Linked DNA regions of Homo sapiens: region 1 is linked to region 2. Evidence: read pairs that join two places in POLR2A ChIA-PET (ENCODE). Cell type or tissue: OCI-LY7. All regions are shown on one strand.

Region 1 (4,000 bases), 53 kb after region 2:
CACACCACCACAGTGGTTAACCCTGGAAAGGCTGGTGTAACATCCAACAGTGACACATCCTACAGAAGACAGACTGGTAAGATTAGATGAAAGCCTGACATAGCAATCATCAAAATACAGCTTTCAACTGTAATTCACAATAAAAGTCCTAATCAGTAAAACTACTGACACCAATCGAGAAAGTAATTGCAAACTGGATTCTATCAGTGATTTCAACCTAGCTTCCTCTTGTCACAGTGTTCAGGGGGAGGTGGGAAAGGAGTAGCTCAGTATATAGTAAGGCTGACAGAGCGGTTCATTTTCTTTCCAATAAGTCGAGATGTTCTATTACTCTGGGTGGTGGACCTAGTGGCCATCCGGTCAGTGAAGAGTGCTCTTTCCTCAGCTGCAGCTTTTGCCATCTGTGCTTTCTTGAGTTCTCTGACATAAAAATAGAAAACAAGGTATTATTCCTAGGAAGAGATTCTAAGAAACTAACACAAACTATATTGTCGATTGGGAGATATTTGCATGCCATCATTATTCTAAGATGTAATTGAAAAATAAAACAGGAAACTGAAGCTTCTATTAAAACAACTTAAATTTATGAAATTATTTTATTTTATGCTTTTTGAATTACAGTATCACACATACTTGAAAACAAGTAGTAAAGATGCTAGTAATGACTTTGGTTCTTATAAAATAATTTGAGCTGGATGTGGTGACTCACACCTGTAGTCTCAGCTACTCGGGAAGCTGAGGCTGGAGGATCGCTTGGGCCCAGGAGTTTGAGGCTGCAGTGAGCTATGATAGTGCCACTGCACTCCAGCCTGGGTGACAGAGCAAGACCCCATCTTTTTAAATAAATAATAATAAACAATTTCCAGACAAACCTATCCCCAATAAAAAAAAAATTAAAAATAAATAATAATTTCAAAAACTCCAATTTATATTGCGAATCTATCCTTACATAAGAGAGATGAAAGGAACACTTTATTTCCTATTTGTATGAACTATGATGGATATCAAACTAGTGGCAAGTAAACCTCTTAATATACAATTCTTATAATTTAAATATTAAATGTTAATATTAATTGTTAACATAACCTTTTCAAGTCAGTTTTATTAGGTTAAAAGCAAAATGGCTGCAATAAATCAAAAGAATTAGAAATGTGATCTGTGGTAACTTAATATTCTCCAATATTCTCTTTTTAATAACCTTTACCATTGCAACCAGCTTTTTGAAAATATCAAGTCATTAAGTCCAATATGAGAATCTTCATTCAGTATATAAAGATTTAGCCAGAAATTAAAAACATATATATGAGAATCATCTCCTAACCAAATTGACATTAATTTCATCCTTTCATAAAATAAGAACAGAATGTTTCAAGGACAACGTTAACTTTTGGTGAGAGTCTGGGAAGAAAAGATTGGTATAGGCTCGCTTAGCTTTTACTACCATTTATGGCTTGGGGACTATCACCACTTGCAAATATATGTTAGTCTCAACATTTTTAAAGTTCGTAATTTGAAAGTTTAGAAACAACACAAATTTAATAGGCCAAATACTAATTCATGGCAGAAGTCCCCAAGCTTTCACCGTATAACAACATATCGAACTACTGGAGCCGGGTGAGGTGGCTCACTCCTATAATCCCAGCACTTTGGGAGGCCAAGACAGGTGGATGGTTTGAGCCCAGGAGTTCAAGACCAGCCTGGGCAACATGGCAAAAACCCCATCTCTACAAAAAATATAAAAATTAGCTGGGTGTTGTGGCATGCATCTGTGGCTCAGCTACTCAGGAGGCTGACACGGGAGGATAGCTTGAGCCCAGGAGGTGGAGGTTGCAATGAGTCATGATAGCACCAGTGCACTCCAGCCTGATGACAGTGAGACCCTGTCTCAAAAAACAAAAAACACAAAAAACCACTACATCCTTTGTTGACAGAAAGCTTAAATCATCTCTCATTAAAATTTGAGAATTAAAGTGAATGAAAAAGCAAAAAGAAAACATAAAACCCTCACTTACTTTTGTAAAAGTGAATTTTTGAACTTTTCGGCATTCAATTCTATTCGTAATTGTTCTGCACTCTTTCTAGAAGCGGACAGCAATACTGAATGCTTTACCAGTGCCATTGCTGAAGGTCTTCTCTCTGGATCTGGATGAATCATAACCTTAAAAAGAAAAGTAAAATGAAGGTAAAGACATGCATTTAATAAAATATAGAACCATGTCAATAAAGGGCTTCATATATAAAATGCTCACTTTTAGCAACTCTGTAAATTCTTGGGAAAGCACTTGTGGTATCCGAGGTAATCTACCCTGTCTGATTTCATGCCATTGATCTCCATTTCTCGGAAGAGGTTCAGCACCAGCAGCACATACCACTGTGAGGGCAAGCGCAAAAATATCTGCTTTTGGTAGATGGGTATAATTCTGTAAAATTAAAACAATTTTTTAAAGGAATGTAAACATGGTCAAAATAAAACAAGATTACACCTCAAAGATGACTTAGGTGAAAAATAGGACTTAATCAAAGTGTCTAATACCACATTTAAGTTTGGGACCTATTCAGAGAATAAACTGCTAAATTTGAGGATGTTTATTTTTTAAATTACAAAGTAATACACACTCTTGGGGGAAAAATGCAAACACATAGATAAGAGTAAATGCCTCTTCTTTATCAACAGCCCAATTCAACTCTCAAAAGAAATCCCTCTACCTCTAGGCATTCATATGCAAACACAAAACACGTAGAAACACACTGACAAGTTACAAATACACATATACGTGATAAAGCAAACATATATATACACATATTTACAAAGAGCAATGGGATCAGACAATTACACTTTATATTTTTCTACTTATTCTATTTTCATTCAAAATTTTTATCAAGAAATACTGTCACACTCTTTTGAAACTATAGGCCATACTAATAACTATGTGCCATAATTTACTTAATCATTCTCTTATTAGTAAACACTTATTTACACTGTTCTCAACTTGTATTTGTATATGAATAGTTCTATAGGAAAAACTCCTAGAAGTGAAAATTATGAGTCAATGGGTACATGATTTTTAAATATTAATGCAATACTAATACTCTGATCTCCAAAAAGGATATGCCATTATAAAGTTCCACCAGTGGTGTATGAGAACATATTTTTTACGACAACTCCATTATAAATCTTTGCCTTCATGACTTTTTGCTTATTAAATGCCCTCAGATGACGGTTTAGATTTTATTTCCATTCTATTAGTTAACTTCAAAGTTTAATATATCTGAATTTATATTCTTCTATCAACTGCTAAGTGTTACAAAGCAAACTATGATTAAGGGAGAAGAAAAATTACCTCCTGTAAAACTTCATTTGCAAGAAAACGACTATCGCCCTCTTCAACTTGTGGACTGGAGATCCTTGTTACATGCCCAAGATCACCTAGAAGTATTGAAAAACTTACAGTGAAGAGCAAAAACAAAACAGCCTTCTCTTTATCTGAAGGTAATAATCTGATTACCTTTCTTACCTATTTTAAACATAACTTTGTTGGATGCCCAATCATCTTCGTCTCCTTCTTCAGAGGCAGCATTTGGGATTGAGGTTCGAGATATGAAAATATTACCTGTCAAACAGTTAATTATGTAAGCCAAACTAATAATAATAAAACCAGAGTTCATAAACAAGATCATATACCAGAATCATCCATAATGCTTTTTAAAATGCCGATTCTCAAGTTCTAGCCCAAACCCATGGAATAAGCATCTCAGGGGACAGAAACCAGGGTTATAGTTGCTGGGAATTTTTTTTGTTTTTTTTTGAGACAGTGTGCTCTGTCACCCAAGCTGGAGTGCAGTGGCATGATCTTGGCTCACTGCAACAAGGTTCAAGCAATTCTCATGCTTCATTCAACCTCCTGAGTAGCTGGGACTACAGGCACATGCCACATCTAGCTAACTTTTATATTTTTAGTAGAGACGGGGTTTCACTATGTTGGCCAGGCTGATCAAACTC
Region 2 (4,000 bases):
TATAAAGAACCTAGAAACACTAAAAAGAGACAAATTTCAAAAAGAGATTCATCAGGCCAGGCACGGCGGCTCACACCTGTAATCCCAGCACTTTGGGAGGCCGAGGAGGGTGAATCACTTGAGGTCAGGAGTTCAAGACCAGCCTGGCCAACATGGTGAAACCCCGTCTCTACTGAAAATACAAAAATTAACCGGGCATGGTGGCACACGCCTGTAATCCCAGCTACTTGGGAGGCTGAGACGGGAGAATCGCTGGAACCCAGGACGGGGAGGTTGCAGTGAGCCAAGATTGTGCCATTGCACTCCAGCCCGGGCAACAGAGTGAGACTCCAGCTCAAAAAAAAGGGGGGGTGGGGATTCATCCCCTCACTCCTCATATGAGGACCAAGAGGTAACATGAGAAATGTTTTCAACTGTAGTGAAATATCTTTCATGTCGGGCATTAAATGTAAACTTGGGGAAGACACGTCTGCAGGAATTGCAAACACTGATCTGCTAGTATCATTTCTCATAGAGGAGGTGAGAGCAGAGAACACAATGAAACAGATCACTGGCAGCTGTGCTCTCTATCAATGACCAAAGGGGACTTCATAGGCCAAGAGTCCAAAATTCAAATGGCTTCAGAGCCCAGGCAAGTTCCATAGATGGATGAAACTGACCAGAGTGAGGCAGTAGGAAATGGTGGCCCCACCTAAAGACAGCATCTTCACTCCGATCCAGGTGATGTTACTATGAGGAAATGGAGCTTCAGTATCTCCAGAGCTTCCATTTTTCAAGAAAAGCCAGAAACCTGGATCATGTGAATCTATCAGTTTTTAGATTTTGGCAAACAATTCAACTTAAAAAGCAAAAGTAAAACACCATTGGACTAAACAAAAGACATCTATAGGCTGTCTGTGGTCCACAGGGTACCCTCTCAGCCCATAGACTTACAACAGGGTCAGAGTGGACATGTGTGAAGTTGAGAGGTCTGCCCTTGCTTTCAGGCAGGGCAAACATTTCCCTCAACAGAAGCTTCTTAGACACTTGGATTCTGGGCCACATAGCTGAAAAGATGTGGTTCATTCTAACAGCCCACTAAGAAGGATTAGTTGCAAAATGCACCTGAGTAGCTGAATGAAATAACCTGTTGCCTGGGGCCACTTAGTGGCATCTGCTTAAATGTTGACGATTGACCCACAATTTTCATTTCAATCCTTGCCAGAGCCAAGCTGTACATCCAATCAATGATTTGCTGCCAAGGTGATCAGTCCCACTAAACTCCTTTGCTGTGTTTATAGACACAGTCATTCACCTGCAATTGAAAACTAAAGAGAGAAGGATCGAGATTCCTAGAGCTGGAGTCTTGTCACACCTCTTTGGAGCTCCCCAGCACAGCGTAGCACAGTCCCTGCCTGCAGTGGCCACACAACAAATATTTACTGGTTTCTTGAAAATAAGAGTAAACCCAAGGCAAGTGAATGCCTAACTCATAGAAAAATCTGCTCATTTTCATGGGCCTGTTTGTGTGTATGTGTTTTGTTTGCTGTTTGTTTGTTTGTTTATTTTGAGACAGAGTCTTGCTCTGTCGCCCAGGCTGGAGTGTAATGGCACGATCTTGGCTCACTGCAACCTCCGCCTCCTGGGTTCAAGCGATTCTCCTGCCTCAGCCTCCCAAGTAGCTGGGATTACAGGTGCACACCACCACGCCCAGCTAATTTTTTTTTTTTTTGTACTTTTAGTAGAGATGGGGTTTCACCATGTTGGCCAGGCTGGTCTTGAACTCCTGACCTCAAGTGATCTCCCCACCTCAGCCTCCCAAAGTGATGGGATTACAGGTGTGAGCCACCACGCCTGGCCTGGGTGTTATTTTAAAAATAAGTGTGCTATGACATACTGTAGCAGGAGGAACGTAGGTTAGATATTAAGAACTATTTCCTAACTACACAGATTGTGAAATATTAGAGCAGACTACAAATGAGGAAGTGGCAGCTCCATCTACGCAGGACTTTTCTGCATAGGGTAAATGCCTGGTATCTTGGTCAGATGTTATCACTGGTAAGGCGGGAAGGTGGTATTTATGCAATGTGTGTGCTCCTGCCTGTCTTCACTTTTAGTAAGAGCCACCATTTACAAAGGATCAACCTGCTCAGTGTCTTACATCCCTTATCTCATCAAGCCCCCACAGAAACCCAGTAAGAGAAATTATCCCCATTTTACAGTTGAAGAAATGGAATAATTTGCTCAAGTTCACCCTGTTAACAAATGGAAGAGCCAGAATTAGGACACACATCTGTTTGGCTTCAGGATGGGCGTGGTGGTTCATGCCTATAATACTAGCACTTTGGAAGGCCAACGTGGTGATCACTTGAGGCTAGGAGTTTGAGACCAGCCTGGCCAACATGACAAAACCCCATCTCTACTAAAAATACAAAAATCATCAGGGCATGGTGAGACGTGCCTGTAATCCCAGCTACTCCAGAGGCTGAGGCATAAGAATTGCTTGAACCTGGGAGGCGGAGGTTGCAGTGAGCTGAGATGGTGCCACTGCACTCCAGCCTGGGTGACAGAGCAAGACTCTGTCTCAAAAAACAAAACAAAAACACACACAGCTGTTTGGCTTCAAAATCCAGGCTCCTTCCATCAGGCCATACTGCCTAAGGTCCCTGGGAAGAGCACCTGTGATTGCATGTCGGGAAGAGAGACAAAAAGGCAGTTAGGCAGGGGGAGCATTACCCAAAGAAGAAGTTCTCAGAGCACTGTTGAGGCCCAGACAGGAAGCTAGGGTCAGGAAGCGAGATAAGATGCCAGCTGGGGAAGAGACAGAGGCACCAAGGGGAAGCAAGGTCAGAACCTGGAAGTCAAGGGACATCTTTCCAGAAGTGAGTTGGGAGTGACTTGGACCATCCAGGAAGGGAAGATGTGGTACAGGGAGTTCCTTTTAAGCAACACCCAGCTCATGCTGCAGAGCCTGCCAAGCGCTGGCCGAGTGCTGCTGACCCGCCCAGCTCAGAGTTTCCTTTGGTGACCCTTGGCCTGCCAACAATGTCCTTGGACTGTTCTCATTCCCACTTCCTACCCATCAGCAATTGTCTTTGGTCTACGAGAGCTGAAACCCTGTTTCTAACAAAGACTATAATTTAATTATGTGCGTATGAACTTCCTCAGATACCTGCAATCATGGAACTTTCCTTCTGTAAAGCATGGCCCTGTTGTTTCTGCCCTGGTAAGGCCCAAGTTCCTAGAATAGCATCATTGCTGCAACATAAGATGAGGCAGGTTGAAAACTAGTGGGTCAGTATATTATAAGTTAAGCCACATTACCTTTTCTACTTAATGCTTGTGGCTGAAAAGAATTAATGTCTCCATTGCAAAATCAGCCAAAAAGTAGCTCCAGCTAATTCTGGGACTGGGGCCACATGTAGACTATTTCAATAGGTGATCTGGGTCCTTCATTCCCTCTTTGCCTTTCTGGCCAGGCATGGTGGCTCATGCCTGTAATCCCAGCACTTTGGGAGGCTGAGGTGGGTAGATTACCTGAGGTCAGGAGTTCGAGACCAGCCAGACCAACATGGTGAAACCCCGTATCTACTAAAAATACAAAAATTAGCTGGGTGTGGTGGTGAGCACGTGTAATCCCAACTACTTGGGAGGCTGAGGCAGGAGAATCACATGAACCTAGGAGATGGAGGTTGCAGTGAGCTGAGATCCCGCCATTGCACTCTAGCCTGGGCGACAGAGTGAGACTCCATCTCAAAAAAAAAAAAAAGAAAGAAAGAAAAAAGGTTTTTTTGGTTTTCCAAACTCCTGTGATCCTCAGGAGCTCCAGACTCCGTGTTCAGATAGGAAATCGAAGGACATGAACACAACACAGACATGAGGGAGAACACCTGGGCTGGGCTCCCAGATGTTTGACTAGAACTGATCACCAATTCCTTTCATTAAACTCAAAACTTCCTGGACGCTTAGGCCTCCTGGACCAGGAGGGAGCCCCAAACCTGCCCTGCAGGTCAGCGCCTTC

Evidence for each region. Peaks named below come from ENCODE experiments on the same cell type or tissue, not always from the same donor. Only the 100,000 strongest peaks of a DNase experiment are listed, where the experiment ranks them.
Region 1: POLR2A ChIA-PET joins it to region 2 with 6 read pairs; 4 of 35 experiments call an interaction of 5 or more read pairs at or near these places.

Annotation. Positions count from the first base shown.
Region 1 is chr11:9,584,869-9,588,868 of GRCh38, reverse strand. WEE1 (WEE1 G2 checkpoint kinase) reads right to left here. Exons shown (of 11, transcript NM_003390.4): 7 at 3,516-3,611; 8 at 3,342-3,427; 9 at 2,250-2,420; 10 at 2,013-2,158; 11 at 1-420. The coding sequence ends at 267. Among named protein-coding and RNA genes, the nearest start is that of WEE1, 13 kb to the right of the region's middle. In OCI-LY7, no CTCF peak of the experiment used is centred here; no DNase peak of the experiment used is centred here; H3K27ac peaks cover 973 bases.
Region 2 is chr11:9,638,169-9,642,168 of GRCh38, reverse strand. No RefSeq gene overlaps it. Among named protein-coding and RNA genes, the nearest start is that of SWAP70, 24 kb to the left of the region's middle. In OCI-LY7, no CTCF peak of the experiment used is centred here; DNase peaks (open chromatin) are centred at 1,978 and 2,758.